Linked DNA regions of Homo sapiens: region 1 is linked to region 2. Evidence: chromatin contacts called from ENCODE Hi-C data. All regions are on one chromosome and are shown on one strand. The core of a region is the stretch at or near the end of the contact, and the rest is flanking DNA. Distances in the headings are between cores, read along the strand shown.

Region 1 (5,656 bases), core at 815-3,314, 3.7 Mb after region 2:
ACTTTGGAGCTAGATAATCTATAACTTGAATATACGTAGTCTATATTCAGTCTATATTCAGAAACTGGTGGTAACTGTCTCCTCCAGGCATTTTGATTGTTTAATATTATAAAAAATGAGTACATATTTAAAATGACGCATCTGCAGCATCCCCAAATTTCAGAAACCACTTTAAGTTTTAAAAGCTCGGATTTACATGGGAAATTCCAAACATCCTTCACTTTTTATCACTTACTAAATCTGAAGTACTCATTTCAACTTTTCTTGACGTGTTTTATTTTGTACTTTACTCCTTTCTTTCATTTTGTTTAAAAATATCAACACACTAAAGCCAAAGTATTTTAAAATGTAAGCCAAGATGAGGTGTTTTGTTGTTCTTACTGCAAAAATAGTGAAAGAGAACCATGAAAAATAGTATAACTAGGTCTCTCTTGAATCATCCTTATCTATGTGTATTTTGACAACGCTTGCATCTTTTAATCTTTGCAACCATATTTCAAATGAGGAAATGGGATCTCAGGTTAGTGTTCAAGGCAGAACCCGAATTACGGTATTAGGATTCCAGGCAGGATCCTAAGAAATGCTTTCCCATCCCCCAGCACCGACGTTTTACAATGTCTTCTCTGAAAAACAGATTTAAAGGGGAGACTAAGAAATCCCGGCCGGGCGCAGTGGCTCACGCTTGTAATCCCAACACTTTGGAAGCCCGAGGCGGGCGGATACCCTAAGGTCAGGAGTTCGAGACCAGCCTGGCTAACATGGTGAAACCCCGTGTCTACTAAAAATACAGAAAATTAGCCGGGTGTGGTGGCCGGCGCCTGTAATCCCAGCTACTCGGGAGGCTGAGGCGGGAGAATCGCTTGAACCCGGGAGGCGGAGGTTGCAGTGAGCCGAGATCGTGCTATTGCACTCCAGCTTGTGCAACAAGAGCGAAACTATGTCTCAAAAAAAAAAAAAAAAAAAAGTAAGAAAAAAAGAAAAAGAAATCCCTTAAGAGGAAAGTTACATATTATAATTATTCACAAAGGAAACAACCCAAAGCAAAAGAAATCTGAGAGCCGCTCCGGCCTGCGAGAGACCTGGTTATGCCTGTTCCCTTTTCATCAATTATACCCCACCCCTTTTAAATGTTTCTTCATCATCAAAATCCTAAATCTGATCATTTCCTGAGTTAATCTGAAGGAGGCCTCCAGCGCTGTGCACACTCCCAGCAAAACACAAGGATTTTAGGGCACACTAAGAGCCACAGAGAGCACCGCTCCCGCCCCACAGGTACAGGACCCCAAAGGCACTTAGATCTCCCGTTTCCGCCACCGACTTGTTGCTCCTTCCCAAATACCTGTTTATCTCCACCCTTATCCCCATCGCCATTTCCCCCCTTAGCTCCTGAAGCGATTAACCAGCAACAGTGAGAAACAATGAGAGAGAGAGAGAGTAGAGGTAAGCCAGAGGAAACGAATGTCTGCGTGGCAAGGTTTCCTTAGGCAGTTTGTCAGGCACTGCTGAAGGCAGCCTGGAAGGAAGCCGGACCCTGAGGCCGGGGAGAGAGGGCCTTGTGTTTGGAGCCCGATGCACTGATTGGCCGCGGCCGGGGAAAAACCCGGATGAGCTGGGCAGCAGTGTTGGCAGTCGCGGCTGCGAGATTTGGGCACTTTTGGGGGTGCCGGTGGCCCGGGCCGATGGCGCAAGGTTGGGCAGGATTCTCTGAGGAGGAACTGAGGAGACTAAAGCAGACTAAAGGTTACAAGATGGGTTTACAGTGGTTTAATTCTTGGGTCTTAAGGGGAAGAGGCGGGGATGCAGCTTTGGCGGGGAAAGGGGGCGTGGAAGCGGCTACGTTTGTGTTAGCGGAAGGCGCTGTAAGTACGTGGACTGGATTAGGGGGTTTCAGAGGAGGACTTACTGGGAGTCACGACGGGAGGGGCAAGCCAGAGGACTGGGATCTTCTTTTAGAAAAAACGGTCCAGGAATCCACTGTAGGGATTTGACTCTTGTGAAAGGAATGGGACTTGGGAGAGGAAGTGAGCCTACAGCCGGGGTGTCTCCCTTAGGGAAGATTGCTGCAGGAATCAACGGTTGGAAGGTTAGGGTCAGGGTAAGGGAAGGAGGAGGGGCGCACACCGTATTAGAATTGTGATGAATTTATAGAAGCAGATGGTTGGAAAAAAGGAGCACAGGCGTCTGAATAAAGGCAAAAATTCGGTACTTTTCACAATTCATCTGGAGTGTTGCATTCACTTCTGGTTGCCAGATGATTTTTGCAGTACTTCCCAATTTTTGAGAATCAGCAAACCAAAAGGGTCTTTGAGAGGGTAGATGTGAAGACTTTATATGTTTATATACATACAGTCTTACTGACTTTGGAGTAAGCTAACCTTGTGCTTCTCTCTCTGGCTTTATAGAGTAATCATTGAATGGGCTTGTACAATTTTTTTGTTGTTGTGGAAGGAATTAAGTTTGCTGATTGTTGGTGGAAAACTTAGTAATATTAATTGCACTTTGCTTGTGGTTGAAATTTCGCAGTGATCTGTATGGTTATCGTGGTAGTACACACAATTTCTGTAAGAAGTGTACATCACTCTTGGTACCTTAATTCAAATACTTTATTTTGGTAGCAAATGAAGTAAACCTTTTGTTAGCGTTTGTGGGGAAATTGGATGTTGCTCTGGTAGCTTGTGCATTTTTAGCATAAATATGAGAATAATCTAGGGCAGACAAGTGGGAAAAGAAGTAAATTAGTAAGATAGGGCCAATGTAGATTATATCGACTGGGGACATTTTGACTGGTCCAGGGGACTTTAAAAACTCTATCATAAAGGTTAGGCTAAGCTATGTAGTTAACTGACTCTGTGTTGCTTGATATACTCAAATTCTTTTGCTTTGTGTTTTCAACATCCATTCACATACTTTGATATACAGGGTACAAGTGCCCTGGCCTCTGGTCTGACTCCAGTAGACTCATGAGGAGACAAACCACAAAGTTATGTGATAGTAGATATTGCAAGAACTTGCTTCAGAGACAAGAGGAACCTCACTCTGCCGGGGATTGGATGGAGCTTGGGAAGATTTCACAAAGTTTGTGTGTTAGCAGAGGCGCATTTTCCAGGGTAAAGATGACTTAATATAAAAATCTAAATTAAACAACATATTCATTATGTAGAAGTATATTTTGAAATATCTTTGCAACCGGGGGTAGATAGAGGATGGTGAGGACCTGAACTTCAAGGCCCACTGTAGTGTGGAAACCAAATCGCTAGTCCGTGACCACCTCGAGGACGGAAAATATCTTAACCTCCTTGTATACCCGTAGCTAAACACAGTGATTGGCATATAGAACTTCCAGCTCTTCCTCTAAATCTTTTCTCCTTGGATTCCTTATTTGTAAAATTAGAGGATTTGGCCCTTTAATTTTAAAGCCATTTCTAGCTGTTCTCTATCTTTAAAAATTTATTGAATAATTTAGGAAGATGGAGTTGGTTGCCAGGAAAAATAAGGACAGTAGTACTCTGGAGACCCCTGTATGGGCATTGAGGAACATAGTCAAGAAAGTTGTTAATAGTCTTGTTTATAATATTAAGAAGTTGGAAACAACCAAAGTGTCCATTAACAAGGGAATGGATAAATAAATTGTGGTATACTCATCTAGCGGGCTACTGTACAGCTGGTGGGAATATATTAGTATTAACTGTAGCCACATGCATTAAAATGTTTGTTAATACAGTATATGTAGTTACACTTGGCCCTTGAACAACACAAGTTTGAACTGTGATGGTTCACTTATACACAAATGTGCATTTAAAAAATACAGTATTTGGGGGATGCAAAACCTGAGTATATGGAGGGCCAACTTTTGGTGTATGTGGTCTTCACAGCGCCAACTGTGGGACTTGAGTATGCACAGATTTTGGTATACATGGGGATCCTGGAACCAATTATCCTCATATACCAAGGATCAGCTAGCTGTATATATAATATATACAGTCACGCACTCAATAACAGTATTTCAGTTAGCAGCGGACCACATATATGGTGATGGTCTGGTAATATTATAATACCCTGTTTTTACTATGCTTTTTCTATGTTTAGATACACAAATACCGTTGTTACAGTTGCCTACAGTCTTCAGTATAGTGACATACTGTACAGGTTTGGAGCTTAGGAGCAAAAGGCTGTACCATATAGCCTAAGTATATAGTAGGCTGTACCATCTAGGTTTGTGTAAATACACTCTCTGATGTTTGCGCAAGGACAAAATTGCCTTACAACACATTTCTTAGAATGTATCCCTTTGTTAAGTGACGTATGATTGTATATAGTGGGGAGGCGTGGGAATGTGATCAGGGAGAGGGAATTTCAGAGGTATTGGTATTTATGAAATCAGGTTAAGACAAGTTAAGCTAAAGTAACAAATAGCCCTAATAAGTCAATTGTTTAAAATAAAGATTTGGTTTTCACTCGTTTCATGTTTAATGTGGGTTTGGCAGGTGACTGTGTTGCACAGTCACTCCGTTTTTTGGTGCTGTCTTGTAGGAGTTTACCATAGTAGGAAGAAAAGAAGATTGAAAATTGAACATTGGCAATTAAATCCTTTCACCAGTAAATGACATGTGACACTCCTACTTTTATTTACCAAAAGCAAGTCATATAACTTGGGAGACAGGAAATAAATTCTCTCTTCTAAAAGGAGGATTATGTCTATCCTTAAAGAGTAGTTACTTCTACTACTGTCATATTTTATTTCTTAAACTTTCTTTTTAATCATATAGGTTGGAAGACTGAGTGTGTGTGTTTATGAGTGTAACACATGCATATATTTGATGTATGGTCTATTTCATAATGAAAAATTGGAAGAAAACAGTACAGCCACATGCTGTCAATTTTTAGTTAAATTATTTATTCAGAAGAGTTATTCTTCATACTGATTCTTTGCCAGTTACATTATGAATATCTTCTCCCAGTTTTTAAGTTATCTTTTCACTTTTATCTTTTTGATGAACAAAGTATTTTATTTTTTGAGACTGGCTTTCACTCTGTTGCCCAGGCTGAAGTGCAGTAGCACGATCATAGTTCACTATAACCTTGAACTCCTGGGCTCAAGCGATCCTCCTGCCTCAGACTTCCAAGTAGCTGGGATTACAGCTGTGTGCCATTACACCATGCTAGTTTTCTTCCTTTCTTTCTTCTTTTTTTTTCTGTAGGGATAGGATCTTGCTATTTTGCCTAGGTTGGTCTCAAACTCCTGGGTTCAAGAAATTCTTCCTCAGCCTCCCAAAGTGCTGAGATTACAGGCATGAGCCACCACTCCAGGCCTTAATTTTAATGTATTCAAATATGTCAACCTTTTTTTAATAGCCAACATTTCCATGTCTTAAGAAATTAGTTTCTTACTATACTTAGTATAGTAGTTACAGGTGTGAGCCACTGCACCCAGCCAGTATTCTTGACCTTCTATCTTTTCATATAAAAATTTTAATAATTTTACCAAATTTAATGGAAAACCCATTAGGAATTTTGATTGTAATTGCATTGAATCTTTAGATCAATTTCATCTTCATATTATTAACATTGCCACTAACGTGGTATATGTCTCCGTTTATTTAGTACTTGTTTAAATTCTCAATAAAATTTTAGAGTTTTCCCTATAGAGGTACTAAAC
Region 2 (5,168 bases), core at 323-2,822:
CTCAGAAAAATTAAGAGGGCAATGTCAATCAATTCAAACTAACATGTCACTCCTGTTCTACAAATACTTACTTTTACACAAAAATAATTGTTCATTAAAACAAAAAAGTAAATTCTAGCCTCCCTCCCAATATTTGAACGATCTTTTCCACCCACAGATTAGATCTTCTACGGTCTTGGGTTGTCACCGTGATTGCACTTCCAAGATGTGTACGTTATGTCATGCTACATTTTACGTGTTAAGAGCACAGTGCACAGTGACCTCTCCCATGACTGAGAGAAGTAAAATTCACATGTAAGTAGTAGTGGCCACAAAAACTTGGAAAGACAGGTCTTTTCCAACAGATATTCAGGTCTCAGAGACAATCTGAAGAGTTTGACGGACTCTTTCCTTGACCAAAGTTTAATCAGGCTTAAGTCCTCTTCTTCAGCAGGCCTCCACCCTGGTCCCCTGACCACTCACCCCGAACCTTTGGCCTGCCCAGCTCTATTTTAGCAAGAACCCTGCTAAGTTAGGTTAGAGAGAAATCACCACCCTTGATATCTGATCACCCTGGATATCTGATCAAATTTCTCATTCCCCCACCCTTGATATCTGATCGCCCTAGCCTGCCTTCAGCAAGAATCCTGTTAAGTGGGTTCAGCAAGAATCCCTCTAGGTGCTTGATGTCTCGTATCAGTAACTTTCCATCTACTGACCCCTTCGTTCTGCTCCTTGGCTATACATCCCCAGCTGTCCTTACTGTATTCCGTGTTAGACCTCATCTCTCCCCCCAGTGTGATCATCTTTACACCTATAGCAATAACCCTGTATAAAGTCTTCCTTACTGTTTTAACAAGTGTCAGAATAATTTTTTCTTCAACAAGTTCTCAACAAAAACCCATACCCAGAATCTTTTTCTGGAATGAAAAGGGCTTCAGGGCTTCTCAGGTCACTTTTGTTGTATTGCCCACAGAGCTGAGAGTAAACAACTCCTTTGGACGTTTTGGAGAAGAAAGGTCCTTCTATACACCCACTTCATCCAAGGAATTACATGCTTGGGATATTAAGCAACAGCTACAAAAATCAGGAAGTTCCTTCTCCATGTATATGACGAAGTTCTGGACAGGAGCCCGCTGCCAGAATACGAATACTCTTCCCCAAAGACCCCTCCTCATGCCCCTACACGCTCTTGCCGGTCTAGCCTTTCATTGCCTGAAGCACGGCGAGAACGCCTGGAGAGCTCGTCCAAGCAAGTGCAACCCGCTGGTGACTGCAAATGAGCACATGGAACTGTGCGCCCACGCTACGCTCGGTTAAAATCAATCTGGGCTCTTCCTGCCTCGTCCACGCCGAGGTCACACGCAGCACTGGAAGCGGCCTGCATCGGGCGGGGCGGGGAAGGCCGAGGGCACGGCTACCCAGGCCCGCCAGGGACTGCCCGGACCGGCCGGAAGCCGCGCCTAGAGGAGGGCCCCGGAGCTCGCGCGGGCGCCGTCCCCCGGCGCCGCCGAGGCCTGCTGACATCAGCCGCGCTCCTCCCCTCGCCTCCCAACACCCTCAGCTCCGGGCCGGACCCTCCCTCCTCCCACCACGTGTCCTCCCCGCTCCCTCCCGAGGGGCCGCGCGCACGGGAGGACGGAGAGGCGGAAAGGATGGCGCTGTGACAGCCGGGCCGGAGCCCTCGCGTCCCCACCCCGCGCCCTGGCCGCTGGGCCCGGCGGTGAGTGCGCGCGGGCGGGGGCGGCGGCGGCGCGGCCCCTCCCCCGGGTCCCGGGCGGCTGGGCCGCGGCAGAGGCGGGGGCGCCGAGGCTGCGCCGCCGCCGCCGCCGCCTTTGTTGCGGGCCCGCCGGGGAGGCGGGCGGCGCCGGCTCTCGCCGCCCGGCAGGTGCGCTGGGGCCGGGAGGGGGCCAGGTGGGGAGGCGGGCCGGGCGGAGGGGGCAGCGGAAGCGCTCCCGGCGCGGTTCCGCGGAGAAAGGGAAATGGGGCAAGATGGCTGGAGAAATCCGAACGCGCCCGGGGGCGCGGCGGCGGTGGCGCAGGCGGGGCAGGGCGGGCGGCGGCCCTGGTTGCGGCACCTTAGCGCGGGGAGGCGGCCCCTCCCACCTCTGCCCCGGAGCCGGCAGGGAGACCGCCGCCAAGTTCGGGCCCCAGCTGCAGGCATCTGAAGCCTAGACCCATCCATGCCGCGTTCGCCTATCTTTTTTGGAAATATCGAAGGAACCGACTTTGAACTCCAGAGGGATCTTTTCTTTGGAGGTTCCCCGATGCAGCCCTCAAGATGCATCCGCACTCCACACCTAGGAATTGCCCGCGCCCATAGAGGGCAGGAGTGCGGCCCTTTGTACTGGCCAAGAGTCAGCGAATAGAGAATTTGCAGCCCAGAGGCAATGGGTTATTTCCCTGTCGGGGTGGGCCCCAGCCGATTTCTGCACCTTTTTGGGTATCCAGGCATAACCCTCACTATGTTTCACTGACTCCTGCGTTTGCAAAGTCCCTTAAGGTAGAATGACCCTATTTTCTGAACCAGCTCGTGGACAGAACCTTTGAATTTGGAAAATCCAGGCAATGGGCCTACTGAGCCAACCGCTCCGCCCATGCTTAACTGGCTTCTAGCACCCATTCCAGTTGAGTAAGTGTCCAATCTGTGTTCAGACACCTTCACTGATAGGAAATCAGCACCTTTCCCCTGCCTCTGATTCCTGTTTGGGTGGCACTGGCTGTGAGAAAGTACTGCCTTTCTCACTGCTTAAAACCTTTTCCAGGAGTATTTATCCACTGGCCGGCCTCTGTTCTGCCGTCCAGTCTCTACAAACCAGTCTGGGTTCTCTTCCCCAGATAGCTTTTTAAATATTTGAAGGCAGCCAGATACGTTATCTACCCACAGCCTCTCTTATCATAATTAAACATGTCACCCTGTAGCTTCCTGGCCGACTCTTGTTTCCTTACTTCCCTCCAGCGGGAACAGTGCTTGGGGCTAAAGAGGTTTGTATGTGGCTCAGCCTCCCCCATCATAGGCTTTGGGGAGGTCACAGTGACACCTGGTTTTTCTGAACCTGAATCTTGCTTGCAGAGATGGAGTCCACAGCCTACCCTCTCAATTTGAGCCTGAAAGAAGAGGAAGAGGAAGAAGAGATTCAGAGCCGGGAACTAGAGGACGGCCCGGCAGACATGCAGAAAGTACGAATCTGCTCTGAGGGCGGATGGGTAAGTAAGAAGGTGTGGAGTCCACACAGCCAGCAGATGCAGGCCTGAGAGCCCAGCTTGCTTTAAGTCTCCTCCTCAGACAGACGTGGGAAGTAAAAATAGCCCAGCCCGGTGTGTTTGCATTCCTGAGAAAACAGCTCTGTGGCTTTAAAAGGCAGTGCAAAGAATGGAGGAGGTGTTATGGAAACAGTCCCTCAGCCATGTAGCTTGTCATCGTTCAATTGGAAGTCCTAGAAGCCAGGACCTTGTCTCTCTCGTTCACCCACTTATCCTGCACTGCGTTTGATGCCAGGCACATTGTAGGCACCAAGTAAATGTTTGTTGACTTACTGCTGGTTGAAGGGAACCATTTTAAATAAGACTCGAGTCATTGGGTTGACATGAGAGGTTAGGCTAGTTGGTTCTGTGTGAGCACCTCTTACCACAGTTGACACAGGAGAGCTGCCTGTCCAGCTGACCTGGATAGAAATGGTGGGCAGCAGGGAATACAGAGATTCAGGGTATACACGCAGAATAGTATGATAGAGGTCGGTTTATACAAATGCAAATGCAGTAGATACTTATAGTTACAGATAGTTATTCACCGTAGTTACTGGACTTCGTGGTAATTAGGCATGAATAGTAAACATTTTAAATAAGCAACAAATTGACATTCCTTTTCTCTGCTTATTTTCCGTTGTGTATAAACATTGTCAGTATACATAGTATCCTTTGCTTCCATGAAGAGCCCCTATCCATACAAGCATGGTACTTCTAAATTGTTCCCTACCAGAGGAGAGAACTGGGATGCAGAAAGATTATCTGCCTTGCCCTAAGGTTACACATGAACACTGACATTTGTTCTTCAAAACAGGTCTCCTGAGCTGCACCCTTAAAAGTAATGCATTTTACCATATGTATGCTATACCTTAATTTAAAAAAAAAAAAAACAGTGCAACCACAGGCTCTCAGTTTGCCAGTCTAGCTGTGGACACCGCGCTGCCTTTGTCTCATCAGTGTTCTTTGCCCACCACATCCTTCTTCCCAATTCTGATCCAAGCAGGCGTCAGGTCTATTTAGCCTGGAACAAGAACTCAAGGCAGTCAAAACTCAGGGCTTTGAGGCTAGATTGGTCAACCCAGAACATCTAAATGGAGAGCCTTGGAGAACAGGTGCAATGAAAGTGAATGTTGGGACAGTGAGGAAGGAGCAAGATGAAGACCAACCATGCTTAGGTGGGAAAAGAAGGAAGTAACCAGAAGGGCTGGAGGAGGGAGTCCAGCAGCTGGTGGTGCTGGGGATTGGGCATTTGTGGCCTCCAGGCAATCAGCCATCCATCCACAGTTACCAAGCACAGTGCTGGGCGTAAAGAGAGACTCTTTTCCTGATGGAATTTCCAGTCTTGTGAGCAAGGCAGGAAAGTAAACATAAGTAATAGTAAGCACAGTGTGCAGAGTGCAGTGGTGGAAGTCTGCAAGGATGCACCAGGAGCCAAGATGAGGGGATGCCTCATTCAGGCTGAGAACTCCGGGGCTTCCTGGACAAGGCCTAATCTTGAGCAGTGAGCAATTTTGCCCCCACCCCTGGACATTTGGCAACATCTAGAAACACTACCCCCTTTCCCCACCCCTGGATATTTGGCAATATCTGGAAACACTTTTGTTGGTCTGACTTGGTGGGGGTGCGTTGGGGACTGGGAGATCCTCCTGGCATCTAGTGGATAGAAGCCAGGGGAGCTGCTAGATATCTACAGTGCACAGGATGCCCCCCCACCACCACACACACACACACATACACACACAACAAAGAGGTAACTGGCCCAAAATGTCAGTTGTGCTGAGGTTGAGAAACCCTGCTCTAGAGCATTAGAAGAAAAGAATCTGTTTTTAAAATATGTATTTTGGTTATAGAGAATTATGTTAGGGTGATCAGTGAAAGCTTTTCAAGCATAAGAACTATGATAATATATTAGGATAAAATTCCATAGAATTGAAATAGAAATA

The links. A loop is a pair of places that touch in the nucleus more often than their neighbours do. Pooled maps may share reads with other maps.
Region 1: a map of naive thymus-derived CD4-positive, alpha-beta T cell shows a loop between it and region 2 (8-fold over the local background). The contact joins the promoter of GORAB-AS1 here to the promoter of POGK in region 2. A Hi-C loop is called at or near these places in 1 of 168 maps with a recorded cell type or tissue (naive thymus-derived CD4-positive, alpha-beta T cell), 1 of 37 single-sample maps with no recorded cell type and 9 of 50 pooled maps.

The regions. Positions count from the first base shown.
Region 1 is chr1:170,530,545-170,536,200 of GRCh38, forward strand. GORAB-AS1 (GORAB antisense RNA 1) reads right to left here and starts at 2,065. Exons shown (of 3, transcript NR_125958.1): 1 at 1,904-2,065. It overlaps GORAB (golgin, RAB6 interacting), which reads left to right and starts at 1,622. Exons shown (of 5, transcript NM_152281.3): 1 at 1,622-1,740. The coding sequence starts at 1,680.
Region 2 is chr1:166,837,903-166,843,070 of GRCh38, forward strand. POGK (pogo transposable element derived with KRAB domain) reads left to right here and starts at 1,573. Exons shown (of 6, transcript NM_017542.5): 1 at 1,573-1,702; 2 at 3,053-3,186. The coding sequence starts at 3,055. RefSeq lists silencers at 1,329-1,758, 1,859-2,098.